Linked DNA regions of Mus musculus: region 1 is linked to region 2. A link is a loop called in an ENCODE intact Hi-C map of the cell type or tissue named here. Cell type or tissue: left cerebral cortex. All regions are shown on one strand. Links, peaks and the distances in the headings refer to the core of each region. The heading gives the core; the rest is flanking DNA.

The links. A loop is a pair of places that touch in the nucleus more often than their neighbours do. Peaks named below come from ENCODE experiments on the same cell type or tissue, not always from the same donor. Only the 100,000 strongest peaks of a DNase experiment are listed, where the experiment ranks them.
Region 1: a loop joins it to region 2, with 2.6 times the contacts of the local background. A loop is called at or near these places in 2 of 42 quality-filtered maps.

Annotation. Positions count from the first base shown.
Region 1 is chr9:58,538,845-58,541,344 of GRCm38, reverse strand. Cd276 (CD276 antigen) reads left to right here. Exons shown (of 8, transcript NM_133983.4): 2 at 405-678. The coding sequence starts at 600. Among named protein-coding and RNA genes, the nearest start is that of Gm51678, 14 kb to the right of the region's middle. In left cerebral cortex, for the core only: a CTCF peak has its summit at 1,299 (motif pointing left); a DNase peak (open chromatin) is centred at 1,284.
Region 2 is chr9:58,621,536-58,629,459 of GRCm38, reverse strand. Nptn (neuroplastin) reads right to left here. Exons shown (of 9, transcript NM_001357751.1): 3 at 5,605-5,773; 4 at 1,532-1,626. Among named protein-coding and RNA genes, the nearest start is that of Nptn, 43 kb to the right of the region's middle. In left cerebral cortex, for the core only: no CTCF peak of the experiment used is centred there; a DNase peak (open chromatin) is centred at 3,410.

The sequences.
Region 1 (2,500 bases), core at 1-2,500, 86 kb after region 2:
AGCAGATGTCTCTCCCAGACTCCACATCCTTACATTTCTGCTACTCCTAGCTAGGGCTCTGTCCTGGGGTTTCTGCACACATGCTCCTAACCTAACATGCCTTGGACAAAAGGCTCCACATTTCCTGCCCCAATAACCAGGTCTCAGAACCAAGTGTCTTGACAGTTGCCTTCCCGTGTCCTATGCTCTCAGATACTGTCACTGTGATCTCTTCCTGCCTTATCACTCGGCTGGCCCCTTTCATCTACCCTGCACATGCTATCGAAGTAGCCCTGACAATGTGGTTTCTTTATTCCAGAACCCTCAGTGGCTCCTGGCTACCTTTAGTAGTTGAGTAGACGTTTCAAGTTGAACCCTAAGTCTGTCTAAAGTCTACCCCTTTACTGTCCCATTTCTCCCATCAGCCAAAGTGACCTGGTACAGCCTGGACCCCAAGCTCATCGGCTTTGTCTGGCTGGCCGCCTGGCCTCTTCCCACTTGGATTTGGATGATCCTGAGGCCTTTGGAGGAACTTCGAGACAAAGGCCCCTCTTCCTCTTCCACGGGCAGGAGCAGCCATTCGCCACGGAGAGCCCAGCTGTCAGCTGTCTCACAGGAAGATGCTTCGAGGATGGGGTGGCCCCAGTGTGGGTGTGTGTGTGCGCACAGCACTGGGGGTGCTGTGCCTCTGCCTCACAGGTGAGGGGAAGGGTCATGATCATGATGGTATGTGGGGATGTCCACTCCTCCCTGGGCTCCAGCCAGGCTGTCTCTGTCTTGAAGAAGCATATTGATTTCCATCTCTGGGCTCCACAGGCCACCAACCTCCTTTACCTTAGCCTCTGCTTCTTCATCTGTAAAATGGGACAGTATGCTATGATAATGCAAGTTCCTGAACACACTGTGTGAACTCTGCTCAGGACCATTGCCGAAAACTTTCTGTCCTCAGACACAGGCATGACTCCATTCTTTATTTTGTTGCAAACCTTTGCTCAGATGACAGGTCATCAGCATGCTTTCTTGACTACTTTGTATAAAACAACATAGCACTCTTCCTCCCTCCCTAAATCATCCCTGCCCCGAGCGCTTTATTACATTCTTCCTATAATTTACCTCCACTGGACATATGGTTCCTTTGCTTATTGCCTGTTGTCACCTCGCTCATAAGGCAAGGTCTAACCTCAGGGACTGAATGGATGATTGCTATGTTCACAGTGCTCTGTCCCCATGCTGAATAAATTCCCACCTAGTGCTTGGCTAAGTAAATGCCCTGTTTAGGTAGTCATCCACCTTATGGAGAAAACAAAGCCAAGTGTCTGGCGCCATCTAGTGGTCATCAGAGACAACACCATCTCTATCCGTGGGTGTTCAGACTTCTTTTTGTGTGAGTGTGTTTGCTTGGTTGAGACAGGGTCTCACTATGTGTACCTGGCTGTCCTTGAACTCATTATCTAGACAGGCAGGCCTCAAACTCACACAGAGATCTACCTGTCTCTGCCTCCCAAGTGTTGGGATAAAAGGTGTGTGTCACCACACTTGGCCTGGTTCTAACTTCTTTAGAAAGAATTTTGGGTGACTAAGCTCCATGTCCTAGATGTCCCCTACAAGGGGACACGTAGATCTAGTTGGCAAAGATGAAAACTGGCCTGAGTTTTCATGGAATCACTGAAAGATATCAAGGGCCAGCTTCAACCTCTAGACATCACATACTAAGAAAGAGTGTGTGTAGAATTCATAGTAAAAGACTAATCACAAAACAAATACAAATTTTCTAAGCCTTATATGGGTGCTGTATTCAGCTGGCTTCATTTGAAGCTTGTTTGTGCTGGAAAGTTTATAGGATAGAAGGCACGGGGGCCAATAGCGGAGCCTGTTTCTTTCTCTCTCTCTCTCTCCCTTCCTTTCTCCCTCCCTCCCTCCCTCCCTCCCTCCCTCCCTCCCTCCCTCCCTCCCTCCCCCCTCTCTTTCTTTCTTTCTTTCTTTCTTTCTTTCTTTCTTTCTTTCTTTCTTTCTTTCTTTCTTTCTTTCTTTCTTTTTTTTTTGTTTTTTGTTTTTTTGAGTCAGGGTTTCTCTGTATAACCCTGGCTGTCCTGAAACTCACTCTGTAGACCAGGCTGGCCTCGAACTCAGAAATCCACCTGCCTCTGTCTCCCAAGTGCTGGGATTAAAGGCGTGCGCCACCACTGCCCGGCACCATTTTCTTATAACTTATAAAAGAAAGCATTTCCTTTGGGGGCTTGCTTAACAATGTCAGAGGGTGAGTCCATGACCCTCTCCATTATGGTGGAGAATATGACAGCAGGCAGGCCCGCATAGCACTGGAGCAGTAGCTGAGAGATTCCATCCGATCCACAAGCACAAAGCAGAGAGGAGAGCACAGGCTTTTGAAACCTCAAAGCCCATGCTAGTTACAGATCTCCTCTAACAAGGCCACACCTCCTAATCCTTCCCAAACAGTTCCAACAGCATTCAAACATATGCACGCGAAGGGGGGGGGGGCACATTCTCATTTAAATCACCA
Region 2 (7,924 bases), core at 2,390-4,889:
TGCTGCTTATAAATCACAATTGCCAAAACCATTAAGATGGCAGTTATTCAGTACCTGCAATTTTATTTAATTATTCAAATAAGTAAACAAGCAAACTTATCCTGTCCCATACTACTTAGGACTGTACCAAGAGCTCAGCAGGAATGACACAGGGCTTCAACTAAGGAGTCAAAGTTTCCTCACACAACTCAGCTCACTACTTACAGTTGGGAAGGTCCACTACTGACATAGAGAAAGACGTCTTCCAACACTTTTCATCCTCATGTTAAACAAATTCGGCACTCTCCAAAAGCAGAAAGGAATTAAAAGCAACAAGTCCTGGCCTGTTGTGATCTGCGGTATACCCTGGAACTCCACAACTCAGAATTTATGCCTTTATTACCTCATAAGTCAGGACTGTATCACCATAACAGTTCTTTCCCTTCATACACAGAGAATGCTAAATATGACCAACTCTTCAATCTGCATTTTTAATCTTCCAAATATTTTAAGGAAGAGCTAAGTAACTGCTTGGACCTTTCTTTTCCCCCAAATCTGTCCTTCTAGCACAAGTTTGTCTTTCTATAGTCCTTTCTCAACAAAATAAATAAAAACCTGGTTTCCTAAGCAGTACCTCAAACATCCTCTTAGACATCATAACAATGGAAAAAGTACTATATTGAATAATCAAAACCTGGGCTCTAGCTTAGCCCCGACATAAACTTATTACAGGACACAATGGTTTCACTTTTGGGGGTCTCCACTTCTCCTTGTGAATCACGCATGAAAACTAAGATTAGTGTTATTAGGTAGCTACAATTTGTATAGTTCTATTTGCCTGTGAAACTCTCTGCTATAGCCTCATCTTTAAGATGCCACACACCCACAAGATTTCCTTAAAAACAAATACCTTTATATTAATTAACCTTGCACAATGTACTTTCACAAATATGGCCAGGCTCAACTAAGACCTAAATAGTCATACCTATAAGATTCTGAACTTATACGGGCTGGTGAGATGGCTCAGTGGTTAAGAGCGCCGACTGCTCTTCCAAAGGTCCCGAGTTCAAATCCCAGCAACCACATGGTGGCTCACAACCATCCGTAATGAAATCTGATGCCCTCTTCTGGAGTATCTGAAGACAGCTACAGTGTACTTACATTAAATAAATAAATATTTAAAAAAAAAAAAAAAAAAAAAGAACTTATACAATGTTGGATCATATAAGATGCTACTACTTAAACATTTTGACATGTCAAACAGTAATTTTATATAGTAAGTGTACTATAATTAATGCTCCCACCAGATGTATCATGTAGTGATATTGATGTCCTTATTTTACAAATAAAGGAATGGAAGCATAGAAGGAACTTAAAAAGTTATACAGTTAGTACACAATGGAGTTGGTATTTAGAACTAGGCAGCTAGGTTTCTAATCCTGTCATTTTTAGCTATAAATTACATTGCTTCTCAAAATGGAAATAAGAATTTTTAAAAAACAGTCATTCAGAGTAAAGAAGTATTTCAGAAGAAGCCTTTGATAGGCTGTACCTTTCACTTCAATGGTGGCATTTGCTTTAGGAGCGCTGACAAAATGATATACACAGTGGTATTCGCCTGAATCCTCAGCTCTTGGCTTATTGATCCTGCAGAGATAAGGGAAAAGAAATGAAATGAGTTAACTGGGCAACAGAAGGCAAATCAAACAGGAGACAAGAAGGGACCATATTCTAGCTCTACAAGGTACTTGCAATGTGACAAACTTGTTTCCACCTCAAAATCTCCATAGAATGTTCCTATACTGTTCCTCCCATTACACAGCATACTGAAGCCTTTTTGTCATGTCTGAGTTCACATGTCACATCATCTAAATTTCCTCCTCCCCTATTACTCTCACACTGCAGAATTTGTATCCACGTGTTTATCATATTGACTGATGTCTGTCTCTACAACAGACCATGTTGTATGGCAGTAGACACTGTTTAACTGGTACACATACTACAGTGAAGCAATGAGGAAACGAGTGAGTGAATGAACAAAGGCAGAACAAACAAGTGGGTGTGGACCCAGACCAAGTAAAGAAATTAGTTTAAGAAGAATGTGTGGTCAGGATATTAGTTCCTCTCAAGGCTCACAGCTGATGACAACCCCCACAGCCTCAATACACTTCCTCCTGCACACACACAGACACACACACAGAGACAGACACACAGACAGACAGACAGACAGACATAGAGACAGGCATTGGTAACTGAAGAAAGAAAAAAAAAATCAACTGCCCCAGATTAGAGGATAAATATTAATACAGAGATAGCTTCAAAATATTCTTCTGAACATCATTTAAAAGATCCACATCTCTACTGCAGAAACTAACGTTTAATGAAAACTCCTAATATTAACCACTTACTGGCCCAATGAATTAACCCATTATATTGTTCATTATTAAAAAAAGAAAAGAAAAAAAAGAAACACAAGGTAAGAAACCACAAATAAGAACTGGCTCAGCATTTCTATGTCCTCACAATATTCTAAAAGAAACAGTCAGGCTGTCTTCTCAACATGACACAAATATCCTACCACCTTGAATCTATGCTTTCAAAAGGAAGACACACACAAATCAGCTGTTCTTAAGTAGTTCAGAGTTTAAGGAATGATCAACAGCCATACACTTCAGGGTTTGCCTGACTCTAAGTTCCATAAGAAATACTTAGGGACACGGACGGACACAGACACACAGACACACACACACACACACACACACACACCTCCCAAATTCGAGGACATGCCTATGTGTTTACAATTTTCCAAAACCATTCATTTCCTTGGACTGATTACTGGAAAGGAAATTGAAACAAACAGAAAATGTTTCCTACAGAGTAGGCAGAACAGGCTTCTGAATCTGGTTCAATGGCCAACTGCCTGAGTACCCCAAGAATGTCTAAACTCTAATCCATAGCCTGGAGACCATCAAGTAAACTGGGGGGGGGGGGGGGGGGGGGACAATAGCAAAGACACAGTAGATAAAAGTCAAGCAGACTGGATGCTTGCTTCCTTGAAAAAGGTATTATTTTTTTAAAAAAAGGTATGGGGAGGGGAGGCAGCTGGAGAAATGGCTCAATTGTTAAGAGCACTGACAGCTCTTTCAGAGATCCTAGGTTCAATTCCCAGCACCCACATAGCAGCTCACAATTATCTGAACTCCATTTTCAAAGGATTCAACACCCTCGTACAGGTAAAATACCAATACACATAAAAATTTTTTAAAATTAATTTTAAAAAATTGGAGCTGGAGAGATTTTCCAGAGGTCCTGAATTCAATTCCTAGCAACCACATGGTGGCTCACAACCATCTGTAATGTAATCTGATTCCCTCTTCTGTTGTGCATTTATAAAAGGAATCATGCATATACATTTTTAAAGAATCTATAAAATGAATGGACAGACCAGAAGTAAAAATAAATACCACCCAACAACTCCAACCCATTACCACTTTCCAAACTATGAAAATACTGCTGAGGCTACCTTCTCAATTTAGCATCAGAAGAAACCACAGTAGAGAGAGATTAAGCTGCCACTTTGTGGTAAGGTATAGAAGGGAAGGAAAGCATTACAGAAACAATTCAAAGTAGTTGTGGAATCTAACACTGGTGCTGAAATATACTATAGTATTTGACCTTAAAGGCAGCCAAGACCTACTACTTTCTAAGCTTTAATTTCCTGATCAGGAAAATAAAAAAATAAAAAAAATAAAAAATAAAAACAGGATGAGAACTTACAAACTCATGCAGATCAATTAAATTAGGGGCACAAAAATCTTCATGATGCTGCAGAATGTTTTTGTTGCTAAGTCCAAAGGCTTTCCTGGTCTCCCTTCAGTATAATTTCTTTATATTATATTATTCTGCCAAGCAGGATTAGCTGATCCTTTTTGAGATCACTGTGCAAACTTTTCTAAAAGATGAGCTGCCAAAAGTTTTCAATACTCTAAAAGGCCCCATATCATTGGGGTTCCAGATAACTCAGACCAGCAAATATCCTCCTTTACTCAGAGACTATGTCTAGGCTACCAACCTCACCCCCAGATCACTAAAGACCACTGTATGGACTGGTTCTGATCAGATTATGGTCACTTTAGTCTTAGAAGACATCTACCCATAGGAAAGATCCCTTGTTCCAGTTTCAAAGCTGACTTCAATTTGCTTCTCAAACTACTGAAATAAGTCAAAAGGCTTGTATTCTGTGACTCAGCCATTAACTAATACTGATTCCATGAGCAAATGACTCTTTTGTTTTCAGTTTTTTAATTATAGCAGTTTCAGGACCATCTATGGCTCTCAACAATGACTGCCCACTAGAATCATTGAGAAATCTTTGACAGATTCCTAGCTTTGCCTCAAATATAGCAGACTAGACTATCAAGGAGAGGGCCAAGGCCAAATGTGGTGGTACATGTCTTTGATCCCAGTACTGAGGAGGCAGAAGCAGGAGGGTCTTTGTGAGTTGGAACCCACCCTATATGTAAAGAGTACCAGGACACCAGAACTACAAACTAAATAAAGAGACCCTATCTCTTATCTATCTCCCTCCAACCACACACACATACACACACACACACACACACACACACACACACACACACCCACACACCCCCCCCCACACACACACACACACACACACACACACACACCCCCACACACCCACACACACACACACACACACACAGACACCACCCACACACACCAGGAGAGGGCCAAATGCATCTCAAATCAAAGTACAGAATTTGGGAGAGTTCAGTTCACTGAAATAATGAGATCATACTGAATTTTTAATAGAAACATTCTCAAGTTCATCTTTTCAACATGTACATGTAAATTCCTAATGAGGATAAGATACGAAAGACCTTTAGAAAAAGCATAGAAACCAGCTTAGGAACCAGTTCAAGTTACTGTAACAAAATAATTCATAATGTGTCTGTGTGTGTGTGTCTGTCTCTCTGTCTCCCACCCACCCCACCCTTCTTTCGTTTGTTTTGCTTTTTGAAACACCGTCTTCTACATGATTCTGGCTGTACTGGAACTCATTCTGTAGAACTTACAGAGATCTCCCTGCCTCTGCCTCCCAAGTGCTGGGATTAAAGATATATACCGGGCTGGTGAGATGGCTCAGTGGGTAAGAGCACCCGACTGTTCTTCCAAAGGTCCAGAGTTCAAATCCCAGCAACCACATGGTGGCTCACAACCATCCGTAACGAGATCTGACGCCCTCTTCTGGAGTGTCTGAAGACAGCTACAGTGTACTTACATTTAATAATTAAAAAAAAAAAAAAAAAAAAAAAAGATATATACCATCACACCCAGTATCTCTCTTTTGTTAAAAAAAAAAGTTTATTTAGTATATGCACCACACATGCACGCAGGACAACCTGCCACAGTTGATTCTTCCCTTCCACCATGTGGATTCCTGGTGGCAAGCACCGTTACCTGCTGAGCCATCTCACTAGCTCCACAATGTATCCTTTAATTAACATTTTCATACTCATAATTTCATCATATAAATGTGAATTGCTAATGATGAAGGATTATGTACATACTCTCTCCTTTGTTCCCAAGAGTGTTAGTTCTCACCTGTACTCCATGTTGCTGGCATTCTTACGGGTGGCAGTGAGTTCTACCCCATTCCTTGTCCAGTAGCTGTACATAAGGGTGTGAGAGCTGGAAGTGAGGTTACACTGCAGGGTGACAGGAAGGAGGCTTTCTCGAATAATGACCTCTTCACTGGTGACAATTCTTGGTTCTGTAATTAGAGTACATAATGACAGAGTGCCATAGTTTTCCATTGTTTTGTAGCCCTGGCCTGAGAGTTAAATGGGGTAGGGTGGGGAGACTAGAAGAAGAGGGAAGGCAGACAGGACTACACTGGGACTTTCACTTTACCACTTTGGTGGAAGTTAAAAAAAGGAAAAACAATGATTATAAGCAAATGACCACTAGCGCAGACAACAGCCTGAAGACCAGCTGGCCTAGACGTGAAAGAATGGGAGTATTACATGTGCTTGCACTGGCAACAATCCACTTACATTTTCAATACCACAATTTTATGAAGTAAGAACCACCAGCCAATTCAGCATCTATAAGAAAATGGAACTCTGCCTTGCAGTTCTGAATGCAAAGGCAGTGTGTCATTTATGTAACAGACTCCTTACGGAGCCACTGGACCTTGGAAAAGCAACACATAATACATATACAGTTGTTCCCACAATGGAATCTGCTAAACTATAGCAAACTGACCACAGCCATTTCCTAGAAAAGATACTAGATTTAAAAGTAAACTTCCCATTGGAAGACTCTTGCATTCTTTAAATTTTTGAGAAGTGTAACTTCTTAAAGAACCACTGACTCTTTTCTCCAGCCCATATTTATTCCCATAACAACCTTTTTAGAATTGCACTTTAAAACACATTGCACTGCAAGACAATACAATTATGCTAGAGTGTAGTATGTCTTGGTATATGGGCTCCTAGAAACTTAAAACTACAAGGTTTATTCCTCTTTTATGGGCTAGAAAAGTAAAATGACATGTCCAAGGCCAAAATTACTATCAGTGGCAAAAATAGCCCTATAAAGTACATCTAACTAAGTTTCCTATTTCTGTCCCATAATTCCCAATGCCTCCTAGACCCCAAAACCTTCACCTTAATGCAAGTTAAAGACATGTCTTTCTGGTTCTATTCTGGGCTTGGATATCTTAAGATAACATCTGTCTACAAAAATAACCTACAATTAGTTAAATAGAATACATTAAGCAGAAAATTTATTATTCACATTGAATCTTTTCTGGTAGGCTTATCTTGAAAGAACTTTTTCCACATTATAATCAGGACTATGTTGCTTGAGTTTTATCCTTTCCCAGATTTAGGTTTTTTTCTACTTTGGATCAAATGTTGTCTTTCAGGTGAAGTCTCAACCAATCACCTTTCCCCATCCACATTAAGAGGTATGTGCCTCTTTCCCTCCCCCAACCCCTACTCAGACACCCATGACTGATTTCCCATTTCCCTATATCTGGCTACTTCTAGGATATATTTCCACAGAAGAGTCCCTCATCATTTTATAAAGAATAGTTCTAACTCTTAAGGATAGAACTGTCTCCCTCTTCTGAAACTGCTTCTTTTTATATAGTTCAGAGGAGGGAAGAGAACGGATGGAGAAGTCACAAGGTATTTGGAAAATGTAATGTCTTAATGACTTTCTAACCCATGTAACATTTCCGCTTATAAAGTTAGTGTCTTTATTATCTTATGATAGAACAAATCTTAAAATTCCCTCAATTAACAAACTGATTCTAACTAATTTTCAATTCTGACAACAGGATAATAGTTATCTTCCATTCAGTACTGGTCCTATTTAGTAACACCAAACAAGGTCTCTATATACAAATAATGGAGGCATAGCAGCCACTAAGACAAAAGCAGATGCATGTAAACACGTTAGCGCATTGGTGTCCCATGATTTCAAGACACACTGGACAGAAAGAAGCCAAATCCCTGAGCTTTAAGAAGTCGAGCAGAACAGCTGCAAACCCTGCAATGGAAGGCGCACATACACCATCAGCAGAAAGCATCACAATTCCAAGAAAAATTAAAACCAAGCAAAAACAGAAGAGAAAAAGATAGAACCAGTACTCCACAGAAGAGAAATTAAAAATATATCAAAAGCAACATTAAACCCAAACACACTTTAAGGTTTTCACTGAATTTTTATTTTCCAATTTCATATTCAATCCCACTCGGGAATCTCCTGGTTCTTCCTCTCAGATTGCACTGAGAAAGGGTGAACTCTGAGAATGAGGCCAAGAGTTTCCAGATGTTTATATACAAGGAAGCAAAGAAAATGCTACTCTTACCTGTAACGGTGCAAATGATCATTGCAGCTCAGGGAGATTAAG